Linked DNA regions of Homo sapiens: regions 1, 2 and 4 are each linked to region 3. Evidence: chromatin contacts called from ENCODE Hi-C or POLR2A ChIA-PET data. All regions are on one chromosome and are shown on one strand. The core of a region is the stretch at or near the end of the contact, and the rest is flanking DNA. Distances in the headings are between cores, read along the strand shown.

The links. A loop is a pair of places that touch in the nucleus more often than their neighbours do. ChIA-PET counts read pairs that join two places held with the same protein, here RNA polymerase II (POLR2A). Pooled maps may share reads with other maps.
Region 1: a map of sigmoid colon shows a loop between it and region 3 (2.3-fold over the local background). The contact joins the promoter of ZBTB21 here to the promoter of ABCG1 in region 3. A Hi-C loop is called at or near these places in 8 of 168 maps with a recorded cell type or tissue (B cell, CD14-positive monocyte, CD8-positive, alpha-beta T cell and 5 more), 18 of 37 single-sample maps with no recorded cell type and 25 of 50 pooled maps. POLR2A ChIA-PET finds 5 or more read pairs at or near these places in 9 of 52 experiments (B cell, CD4-positive, alpha-beta T cell, GM12878 and 6 more).
Region 2: a loop to region 3 is called in a map of CD8-positive, alpha-beta T cell, with 2.8 times the contacts of the local background. The contact joins the enhancer-like site here to the promoter of ABCG1 in region 3. A Hi-C loop is called at or near these places in 5 of 168 maps with a recorded cell type or tissue (B cell, CD8-positive, alpha-beta T cell, GM12878 and 2 more), 31 of 37 single-sample maps with no recorded cell type and 13 of 50 pooled maps. POLR2A ChIA-PET finds 5 or more read pairs at or near these places in 2 of 52 experiments (activated B cell and activated naive CD4-positive, alpha-beta T cell).
Region 4: a pooled map shows a loop between it and region 3 (2.1-fold over the local background). The contact joins the enhancer-like site here to the promoter of ABCG1 in region 3. A Hi-C loop is called at or near these places in 1 of 168 maps with a recorded cell type or tissue (CD8-positive, alpha-beta T cell), 1 of 37 single-sample maps with no recorded cell type and 8 of 50 pooled maps. POLR2A ChIA-PET finds 5 or more read pairs at or near these places in 3 of 52 experiments (GM12878, activated T-cell and activated naive CD4-positive, alpha-beta T cell).

Annotation. Positions count from the first base shown.
Region 1 is chr21:42,009,110-42,011,809 of GRCh38, reverse strand. It overlaps ZBTB21 (zinc finger and BTB domain containing 21), which reads left to right and starts at 1,450. Exons shown (of 3, transcript NM_001098402.2): 1 at 1,450-1,558. ZNF295-AS1 (ZNF295 antisense RNA 1) reads right to left here and starts at 2,616. Exons shown (of 2, transcript NR_119384.1): 1 at 2,226-2,616. RefSeq lists silencers at 638-1,377, 1,818-2,127, 2,168-2,277.
Region 2 is chr21:42,459,149-42,461,848 of GRCh38, reverse strand. No RefSeq gene overlaps it. Among named protein-coding and RNA genes, the nearest start is that of RSPH1, 36 kb to the left of the region's middle. Within about 2 kb of position 1,353, at least 6 of the 41 ENCODE cell types and tissues checked have a DNase peak (open chromatin) inside an H3K27ac peak, as active enhancers do; they include B cell and OCI-LY7, where a contact is called at or near this core.
Region 3 is chr21:42,217,722-42,220,515 of GRCh38, reverse strand. ABCG1 (ATP binding cassette subfamily G member 1) reads right to left here and starts at 1,376. Exons shown (of 15, transcript NM_016818.3): 1 at 1,212-1,376. The coding sequence starts at 1,253. LOC105372814 (a long non-coding RNA gene) reads left to right here and starts at 246. Exons shown (of 3, transcript XR_937748.4): 1 at 246-366. RefSeq lists an enhancer at 1-467 and a silencer at 1,398-1,667.
Region 4 is chr21:42,438,696-42,441,395 of GRCh38, reverse strand. The region is part of intron 11 of UBASH3A (ubiquitin associated and SH3 domain containing A); the gene reads right to left. Among named protein-coding and RNA genes, the nearest start is that of UBASH3A, 36 kb to the right of the region's middle. RefSeq lists enhancers at 749-958, 2,234-2,700 and a silencer at 1,269-1,458. Within about 2 kb of position 1,380, at least 2 of the 41 ENCODE cell types and tissues checked have a DNase peak (open chromatin) inside an H3K27ac peak, as active enhancers do; they include CD8-positive, alpha-beta T cell and GM12878, where a contact is called at or near this core.

The DNA.
Region 1 (2,700 bases), core at 201-2,700, 210 kb after region 3:
ATGGCTTGAGCCAGGGAGTGGAGGCTGCAGTGAGCTGAGATCATGCCACTGCACTCCAGCCTGGGACTGACAGAGACTCCATCTCAGGAAAAAAAAAAAAAAATTTAAAGTGTTTTAAAGTTGTAGGAGAAAATTTTTAGGTGCAAGATTCTTTATGTAAGACTAAGAGTCCTCTTAAAATTAGTCAAACTAATAATCTACAACAGAGCTGTTAATTTGGCAACAAATTTTTAATTTGTATCAATCTAATGTCTGTCTTTCACATACTTCCAAACATTACATAAATTATTTTACCTAGTGCATACAACTTTCAAAAACTGTATTTGGCAATTAACAGACCCCTGACAATTATTAACAGGGGTTTTACATCCCGGAGTTTGAGTGTCTGCGGGAGAACCGTCCCTGCAGGAGGCACTCCCCCTCCACCTGCGACCCGGGCTGGGAGAACGCGCGGAGGGCTCCCTTGAGCGGTCTCCGCCAGCGAGGCTTTCCTCCCGGTCGGTGTTGACAGTGTGGCATTTCTGTTATCTAATTTCTGGTTTTGACTGAAAGCGAAGTGAGTTTTCTCATCAGTGGAGTTGTAATATTTCTGCAAAAAAAAAAAAGATCACAGCCCTCCGATGAGCCGGGCACTATGCGAAGTCTCCGGCTGCCTGCGGGCCGCTGTGGACGCCCCGGCGGGGGTCAGGACCGACCCCCATCTGCGCGGCGAACGAGCCCGGACGCCCTGGCCGCGGCCGCCGGGTCCCCGCCCAGGGGCCAGGTGGCCAGGTTGCGTCGGGAGGAGGAAATGGAAGCGCTCTGAGCGACTAGCGAGCGGCAGGAGCCGCCTCCCGCGGGCTTTCCTCGCGGGCCGGGAGCGTCTGCCGCCGACCCGAGGACCGCAGGGCCCCGCTCGCCGCCCGCGCCCGTCAGAAAGCCGCGCGTCGCTCCCGTCGCTGTCGGGGTCGTCGGCTCGGGGAGTCGCCCGCCGTCCACCGGTGAACGGGAGCGCGTCCTCCCCTCCGAGGGACTAAGCGCTCGCGCCACGCATCCCGCCGCGCCGGAAGCGGGGACTACTGGCGGCCCAGCTGGGCAGGACCGCGGCCGAATGACCCGGGGCGACCCCGCAGCAAGGGCGCCTCCGGCAGGCGGCAAAGTCCCCTGAGAATCGGCGCGCTCCTCGCCGCGACGGACTCCACCCGGCCGGGGCGCTCAGCCTCCTCGCCGTGGCCCCCAGCCCGGCCGCCTCCCCTAACGGCCGCCGCAGGCTCCCCTCATGGACCGAGAGCGCGGGCTTGCAGCGCGGCAGCGTCCGTTCGGCGCGCGGCTCCGGGCAGGCCCGCCCTCCCCCGTCCCCCTGCGCCGCGAGGCCCCCCCCCCGCCCCGCCCTCCGGCGCCCGGCGCCCAATCAGAGTGCCGCGCACGTGACGAGCGATGCCTGCGATGACCTCATCCCTGGTGTGGGATGACGTCAAATTCAAGATGGATGGAATCACAGCGGCAGCGGCGGCTGCGGCGCGCGCGAGCCGAGTGTGAGCGGAAAGGGGCCCGGCGTCTGCCTCGAGACTGAAGACCGGTGAGTAACTGTCACGCCCCTAGCTCTAGGAGAACTGCGGGGCTCCTTGGGAGGCTACAGCCTCCCCGCAAAACGCGGCCTTTCCTGACGTAACTCTGAGGTGATTTCTCTCCTCTTTTTTCTCCACCAGCGGGTTGCGGGCTCCGAGCGCTTCTGCGCGTGCGCGGGACCTGGGCGCTCACCGAGCATGTCCCGGGTTCCCACGTAGCCGATTGTACCTTCACACTGCGCACGCTCCCTGCCAGCACTTGGCCTCGCCCTCGCGAATGCGCATGCTCCATTCCCTCACGGGCTTCACTCTTCACCCTGGCCGAGCTGCCCCTGGGGTAGGGGACACGCCTGGCCCAGGCGCGCGCCCCTCGCGCGGAGCGGTTGAAACGCCTCGTGGAGAAGGGCGCGTTCTCCTGTTCCGGGCAGGGGTTGGGGGCCGGCGGCCCGGGCCGCGGGGTGTGCGCGGAAGCTGGCCGGCGGCCTTGGGGACCCCGCACCTGCCGCGACCCGCCGCTCCCTTCACGGTCCGGGACCTAGCCCCGCCGCCCCGTCCTCGGCCCGGTGGCCGGAGCGTGACCGCTCGGTGCCCGCTGGACGCTCCCTCCCCGCCCCCGGCCCCTCCCGCGGACGCCTGGACCTCACAGCGCGTTTTTTTTCCTCCAGAGCCCCCGCAGACCTTGTCTGGGACTTCCCGGCGGTCCCGCAGAGCATAGCACCCTCCGCCGGCCAGGAGCCCTGCTGCTCGGCCGGCGACCGTCTCCCCGCTTGGAGGAGCCCCCTTCCCCCCGTCCGAGGTCCGCGGCTGGAGGGGCAGGGAGTCAAGACGCCACCCGTGCCGGCCTTAGAGACGCCCGCGGCAGCCCCGCCACATCTCTTCCCGGCTTTTCGGGAACACGCCCCGTAGTCCATCCTCAGCGGCTCCTGCTTTTCCATCCCAGCACACCGCTGGGGGCTCGCACTCTGCCCCCGGTTGCTATGCGGTCCCAGCCACGAGGGCTCTGCGGTTCGGGAGAATTCCGCAAGAGCGCGCGTTCGGAGGCGGGGTGTTTTTAGACAGGTGCCCCGGTGGGATTGCCTGACCGAGAGGACGGGGAAAGTTAGACTTCACACGGCCTGGGGTTTTTCCTTTCGTGCAAGCGCTCACAGCCCTG
Region 2 (2,700 bases), core at 104-2,603, 240 kb before region 3:
AGTGGCATCAGCTCAGGAGGCAACTTCCCCAGGTGCAGTCATTGCAAGGCTTTTTAATAGAGGAGTGTTGGGTTCCATGGGGGATGGGAGGTGAAAGGAGGAGAGAGGAGGGGAGAAAGAGAAGGGAGAGCAAAGGGGAGCTGCCTCTGTAGACAACAGGGGTTCAGGGGAATTGGCAGCTCCAAATTTCCAGCCTCTCTTTCTTCTCTGCCCAAATCTCTCCATGTGTCTTTCCCCATGGACACCTTGTATTAGTCTGTTCTTGTACTGCTGTAAAGAACTACCTGAGACTGGGTAATTTATAAAGAAAAGAGGTTTAATTGACTCAGGGATCTGCAGGCTGTATAGGAAGCATGGCTGGGAAGGCCTCAGGAAACTTACAATCATGGCGCAAGGCGACAGGGAAGCAGGCACCTCTTACAAGATCAGGGCAGGAGGAAGAGAGAGAAGGAGGAGGTGCCACACACTTTGAAACCAGATCTCGTGAGAATTCTATCACGAGAAGAGCAAGGTGGAAATCCACCCCCATGATCCAGTCACCTCCCACCAGGCCCCACCTCCAATACTTGGGATTACAATTGAACATGAGATTTGGGTGGGGACATATCACACCCTTTCCTGGTAAGAGATCAGGCAGGGTTGAGCATTTAATCGGAACCTCAGTGCTGCTCCTTATAATCAGGCCCATGCTTGGCCCTTGGCACAGATGTCCTGGGACCAGAGAGATGAGGGATCCCTTCAAAGCTGCCCTGGAAGCCGCTGGGTCTCTGCACCTGTTCTTAATTGTATGCTTGTGGTTTTACATTTCTCCTTTTCCCTGGGCAGGTGCCCTAGGGGGATGGTGACTGTGGCTCTGTGATCTCTAGTTGCCATAGTGACTGAGCACCACACGGACCTCCACGCTCTGCCTGCTGCCTGCACTTCCGCCCGTGCTATCCCTGAAGAGAGTTTCAGGAGCGGCGCCTGCTGTGGTGACTTGTGCCCCATTACTGACCAGCAAGGAAGTGACCTACACTTGCGGGTGACCCAGAGTCCAGTGCTAGGAGGTAACAGCAGCCCATTTGCCATTGTGAGCACCCCTGGGAGTCCCATCAGAATCAGAGGCTCCACACCCCTCCCTCAGTGCATGAACCATCCCTGTGTGGCCTGCTCCTAAGACCTTGACCACATTTCCACCACAGTCCTGTGGAAGCTGGCACACGGTAAGGGTTCCTGGAAGGCAAGTGATAGTCTCTGCAGCTCCCCAGTGAACCCGGGGCACTCCAGCCCTGCCCTCACACCCCACGTCACCTGGGGAAATGATACGGTTTTCGCCCACAGCTGAATCTTTGTAGCGAGAACTTCCTACTCAGAGCTCTTAGTGAGCCCCTGGACAAAACCCAAAATGCTCAGGAGCCATGATCAAGGGTGGGGGCCAGGAGGGAAGTGGAGAACTGGGGCTGCTTTGGGGAGGGGCCACTGCTCGGCAGAGCCTCAGATCACAAGGGGGAATTTCTGTGGATGAAGAGCCTGCAATTTGATTCTTCATCACATTGTAGGAAGAAAAAAAAAAAACACGTGTATACAAATGGCATAGACACACACACATAGATACATATACACACACACATCTGTAGTTATGAAGTCGCAGGATCATCTTCCTGTCATATAGGAGTCTTGCCTTTGAGGAAACCTGACCTGAACACCTGACTGCCAACCTCCCAGGGCCATTCTTTGTATTGGATCTGTAGTGGCATTCCTCCACAAAGCCACTTCCCCAAGAGAAATGATTCTCAGGTTGAGCTGCATCAGAATCACCTGGAGAACCTGTCCAATCACAGATGGCTGGGCCCCATCCCAAATTTCGGATCCACGCCTGAGCATGTGCATTTGCAGCAAGTTTCCAGTGGGGACAGGTGCTGCTAGTCCAGGGGCCACATTTTGAGAACCATCAGCTTTCACGGCTCAGTGTAACAGTCGTCCAGTTCAAAGACTGGTAACTTCCAGGTTACATCAGCGTCACAGTTAGCTAGCTCTGTGATCTCTGCGTGTTGTATAATTTCTTCATTGCAAATCTCACATGTTGCCTTGAGGATTGCATGAGGGAGTGCAGGGAACGAACTTCGTTTGACACCTCCACGTGGGAAGCCCCTACCTGGTAGTTATTGGTGCTGCATGGTTAAATCCACTCAGTTTCATTTTATCCACTTGCAATCCAGAACACAGCTGCTGCGTAAGATAAATTTATTTGAAAACAATTTTCTAGAACTTGGATTTGTAAGAGTATGTAAAACAGAGTGTGGAAGGCCAGGTTTCACTAACGCAGGCCTCCATAACAACTGCTTCAGTACTGACCGAGTAGTTAAGTTAAATATTAAAAGCTAAGAAAAGCCAGTGCCCCTATACAAAGGCTGAAATGTAACAAAAGCCCACCAAGGGTTTTGCCCAGGCCTTTCCTGGGCCTTAACGCATGACAAAATAATGAAAGAATTCTTAACAGGACCCATTTAGGATTAAACAAGTTTTACTGGGGTTAAAAAACTCCCCAGGCTTCCACAAACAAGTTTATTGGAAGTCTGAAGGAACTCCCCAGACCTCCAAGATTTAGCAGAAGTCAAGATAAGGGTAATCACCCCAGCACCTGGACTCATTTAGATAAGTAAATTTACTGAGGCTGCAGAGGAAGGTCTTCAGGACTCAGACATTAGTTACAGATTAAAA
Region 3 (2,794 bases), core at 127-2,626:
GAGGCTCCGTATGTTCTACAGTAACCTGTTTGGAATCATAGGATGCAGTTGTCACAGCGGAGCATGCGCAGAAACCTGGCTATTTTTTTTTTTTCTCTTGAGCTCAAGGCAAGAGGTAACTGTCGGTCAAATCCTGCTGAGCCCTGCTGACTTCAAATACAGGATGCTAAAAATGAAATACAGGGGAGGGGCGGGGTGAGCCCCGGAGCGTGCCATGCACTGTGGGCTTACAGCCTCGGGGAAGTAATATCAGGGTAGTAACTACACAGATACACGGCGTGGAATACGGAAGACTTTCCATTTGTACTTTAGCTACCTCTACGATGTTGGTGTGCTGGGCGTAGACATGAAGGGCGCTAGGATAAGGTGAGGTGGGTGGCTGGGGGCCTGATGATTGGTTTGTTGTTTGTTCCTAATGCCAGAAAACCAGAAAGGGAGATTCCTGACCACCCCTGGAAACAGCACTTACAGTAACTGTGTCCAGCAGTGAACTCGCCGACACCCCGCCATCCCTCTCCGGAGCTCGGGGAAGTGAAATGCGCATCCCTGTCCCCACCGCGTCTCTCTCTCCGGCGCGCGCAGAAAGGCGGCCGGCAGGAATCCGGGCTTGCCCCTCGCGGGTCTCCCCGGGCCTTCGCCGCCGCCTCCCCGAGTGGGTCCGGGAGAGGGTGTCCCCGGGAGTGCAGTCGCAGGCTCCGGCTCTCTGGGGGCAGCTTCCTCTTTTGTTCCCCCAGACCTTGCCTGGCGTTCCTGGGGATGGCGCGAGAAGTCCCCGGTCCCCAAGCCCACAGCCGCGCGCGCGGGGCTCCCCTTCTTCAAGTCCCCTCTTCCCTCCGGCCCAAGCTGCGGCCCCTCCCCAGTCCCCAGTGCGCTCCGGGTCCCCAGCTCCCCACGCCCCCCGCCCAGAAGCCATCAGGTCAAGGCCATCGGTCCAACTTGTAGGGCAACTCGCTGCCCCCGCCCCACTCCCGGCCCCTCCACCTAGTCCGTGCTCTCTGCCGGTGCAAGGGGCATCCCGAGGCTCCAGGTGGCCCTGGCGGAGGGGCAGGGGCAGCGATCGGAGCCGGGCGCCACTCTAGGGTGCCCTGGGTCAGCGCCCAGAGGACGCGCTCCTGGGAGGGGTGTCAGGTCGAGCTTGCGAGTCTTTGTGTGTTTCCTGCTCTCCTTGAAAATAAAACCGTTCCCGGCGGACGAAGGATGCGCTCACTCACCATGGCGGTGCCGACCGAGAAAGCGGCCATCAGACAGGCCATGCCCCGGGGGCGGCGGCGGCGGCGGCGGCGGCGGCGGCGGGGACGAGGCTTGAGCTGCGGGGCCGAGGCTGCGCTGGCTCCCGGCTCAGCCGCTGCGCGGGGTGCGGGCTGCGCTTGGGCTCCGGCTGGGATCCGGCTCCGGCTCTGGTTCCAGCGCGCCCGACCCCGCCCCGAGCGCGCGATTGGCCGGCACCAAGGGGGCGGGCGGGCCGGCAGGTGCGCGTGCTCTTGTTTTGCTCCTGCTGGGGGCGGCGGACCAGGACCCCTGAAGTGCAGGTTCCGGGAGCGGCCCGAGCCGAGGCCTCGCAGGCGGCATGGGAACCCCCTGCCACCCCGGAAACCCCGGGTCCCGAACTCGCGGGGGCTGGGCCAGCACGGGTGAGGCTGCGGGGACACCGGACAGACGCCGGGGTTCCCAGGCTCGGAAATCCACTGCCTCCAAGCCTCAAGCGGCTGTGTGATGGGGTCGAAGAGGGGGCGTCCAGGGAGGGAGAGTGAGGGCCAGGGGGCTTCTTTCTTGCTGCTGCTTCTTCCCTTCCCGCCCACCCCACCCCGACGGTGTTGGGCAGCTCTCTGCCAGGTAGGAGCTTGAGGACTAAAGAAGAGATAACCACTCCAACGCCCCCAACAGCACCGGTGTGGGGTGACCCCTGGCAGTGAGGCATCGTGTGCACTCACACATGTGACATTGCTGTGCGCCAGCCATGGTGCTAAGTGCTGGGTTACAAAGGGGTGCTGAGTGAAGATGCCCAGGCCTCTGCCCTCTGTTCACCCCCGAACAAAAAAAGAAAAGCCTCATTTTCTGCAGACAGAGGTGTTTCCAGAGCCATGTTCATGGAACTGTATAAGGAATAACACCAGGGCACACTCCCATGTGGCCCCAGGCTGGAATATCAGATGGTCCAGCATCTCTAAAGCCCTTATTATATATAAGTGGGGCCATTTCCTGGTATCCATGGTGACAAGGAATTCTTTACTCCCAGTCTCAGGCCCTAATGCTTTTGTTCAGTTGTTTGCATGTTGGGACGAAAAACAGGAATGCATTTCTTTTCATTTCCAGCACACCTGGGTCCCCCCTCCCAACCACACCTCAGATGAGCCAGGTCTCTCTCTTTCTCCTCACCTAGAAAGGAGGCACAGCTTTTTATGCCAGGCAGGTGGACTTCACACCCACAGGTCAGATGACTGTAACCAAATTCAGCCGCTCAAATCGAAGGAGAGAAAGGAGACACGGTTATGAGTTTAAGTGGGAGGCCTTGCCTTTGTCTGAATGGTGTTGTCTCAAGAGTCATCCAGCCGGGCGCAGTGGCTCACACCTGTAATCCCACCACTTTGGGAGGTCAGGAGATCGAGACCATCCTGGCTAACATGATGAAACCCCGTCTCTACTAAAAATACAAAAAATTAGCTAGGTGTGGTGGCGGGCACCTGTAGTCCCAGCTACTATGTAGGCTGAGGCAGGAGAATGGCATGAACCTGGGAGGCGGAGCTTGCAGTGAGCCGAGATTGAGCCACTGCACTCCAGCCGGGGTGACAGAGTG
Region 4 (2,700 bases), core at 131-2,630, 220 kb before region 3:
CTGTGAAGAGCTCATTTCCATTGTGAACAAATAAGATGAAGGAACAGTGTGAGAGCTTCCCAGACAGGTGTGGCCATGGGTCTCTTTCCTTTGAAGACCTCTTGCAGGCCAGTGTTTTGTGGACTTGGCTGTGAAATGGTTCATGTGGACATTCTCTGACATTGAATTTAAACAAAGTTGAGCACCTTAGCATCTCAGACACCATCTGATAAGCAGGTTGATCATGTCTGAGGCCTTGTAAAGAAGACTGGGTGTCCTTGTTTTTCTGAATTAACAGAGGATTTATAAACCCATGCCCTTTAAACAGGCATCATCACCATCATCATCACCATCATCATCATCTGCACTTAAAGGTCACTGAGAGATCACATTAAAGATTTTGACATTATTGCTGGCAAAAGACATTTTTGAAAGCTTTTTATATGCAAGTGACCCAAATAATAGAAGTAAAAAAATCCACCAAAAATGGGAATAAGTGTGTTAATGAGGAACCACGAACAATGACAAAAAAAAGATAAAATTATGAAGTGTTTTCAGTCAGTCGTATTCTTTTATTACAAAGGCTGGCCAAGAGATTCCTTTTTTATTCGTTGTTGTTATCGTGGTGAGAGAGGTTGGGTAGGGAAAGAAAGACGAAGGTTTTCACTAGAAGGGAAACTTGCAGGCTGAGGCAGTAAAAGCCCCAGTGAGAGGAGACTGTTGTTGCTGGCCTGGCAGGCACAGGCGACCTGGGGACTCTCGCACGGCCTGCTAGTGGGCGGCCAGCCAGTGGCAGAAACCAAAGTGATTCTGAAACTTAGTGGAAGAACAGCAGCATCTTAGGTGGTTTCCAACAAAATGCGCTCATTGAGTGGTGGGGTGCAAAGACCAGCGACAGGGGAGAAGAGGGGAAACTGAGGCACAGGCCTGTTCCCCTCTTGTCATATATTTGTGTGCATTTCTTGCTTGGTTCACATCTTATGATTATAGGTGTTTGGTTAATTATAAATACATTGATCCTAAACAACCAGGGATGAAATTGCTATATATCAATTTTGCTTTATTCCATCATAGTTATTAAGAGCCACCCTCACACTGAAGGGTCCCCAGATACTCGGAGACCCTGCCCCTTCACATTTCTGATCTTGCCACCCTCGTCCCTCCCAAAGCGCAGAGCTGGAAAGGCCACGTCCTGTTTCTCAGGCCTTCCTGAAAACACGAAGGCTGGACCTGCTGCTGTGAGCATGGGAACAGGGAGAGGCGGACATCGCGGGACCCTGTCACCTGGGCTGGGGTCATGGCTCTCAAAGATCACAGCCTCCTCCTCTGCGGTCTGTGACTCAGCCCCCAAGTGAAACCCCAAGGGGTGTATGTGGTGTGTGTGGTGTGTGTGTGGGTGTGTGTTGTGTGTGTGGTGTGTGGGTGTGTGTGGGGTGTGGTGTGTGTGTGGATGTGTGGTGTGTGTCGTGTGTGTGGTGTGTGTATGTGTGTGGTGTGTGTGAGGTGTGTGGTGTGTGTGTGGTATGTGTGTTCAGCGTGTTGTATGTTATGTGTGTGGTGTGTGTGTTGTGTGTTGTGTGTGGGTGTGTGTGGGTGTAGGTGGTGTGTGTGGTGTGTGGTGTGTGTGTGGTGTGTGGTGTGTATGTGTAGTGTGTGTGGGTGTGTGTGGTGTGTGTGGGTGTGTGTGGTGTGTGGGTGTGCATGGTGTGTGTGTGGGTGTGTGTAGTGTGTGTGTGGCGTGTGGTGTGTGTGTGGTGTGTGTGGATGTGTGTGCTGTGTATGTGCATGCCAGCGTTGTGAGGAGAGACAAGGATTGTGGAAGCCTTGCTTGCCCTCGGGTGGAGCTGCCTCTGGCCTCCGGCTACACTGCCGTCAGGCCTTTGGGGATTCGCGAGTCCTTTCGTGGTTTGGTCAAAGAAGCTGATATTGTTCTTTGATCTTCATCTGGCTCATTGAGAGCCCAGAGGTGCCGTGATGCAATCAACATGGGAACCTCCAAGGCAAAGTGAAGTAAGTCTGCATTTCTGTCTTGTGACCCGAGATGCCGTGCAGAGGGGTGGGGTCCTGTGCCACAGTTGGGTGGGAAATGAAAGGATGAAGCTGCAAGACTGAGGTGGGCAGAAAGTGTCTTGACATTTTTAAGTGTGTGGAAGGTGGATCGTGGATGCTCCATGCTGATACAATGGATTTCTGTGCCTCGTGAAACTAGGACTGGACTATGGGATGGAAAGTTCATGAGAGCACAGGACAGGAATGATGAGCCTGAGAGGCTCCGGGGTGGAACCAGGTCCGCTCCTGGCTGGGGCTTCCTGGGCACCTGGATTTGAAGGTGCTCTGAGGGAGCGTCTCTGACGGGGCGAAGGGGATCTGAGGACATGGGAACCGGCAATGCACATGTGTGCATTGAATCCACTGCTGTCCCAACGGCTCCTCCTGTGAAGGTCCCGGCCCCTCGTGGCCCCGGCTCTGATGTGGCCCCATGTGCAAGTCCCAGCAAGACCACCATCTGCGGGATGGCTCCTCCATGGCCCCTCCATTCCTGCCCACCTCCTGCAGGACGTGGCTTCCTCCCTGCCTTGAGCATCCATTCCTTCCACCTGGGACTTGTCATTCTAGCCACTGCAGCCCCGCCATGGTGCAGTGCCAAACTCTGCTGTCTCCAAGCAGCCCCCTCGTGGACCTTGAGCCTCACTCAGATCACCTCCTTTCTCCTGCACTCAC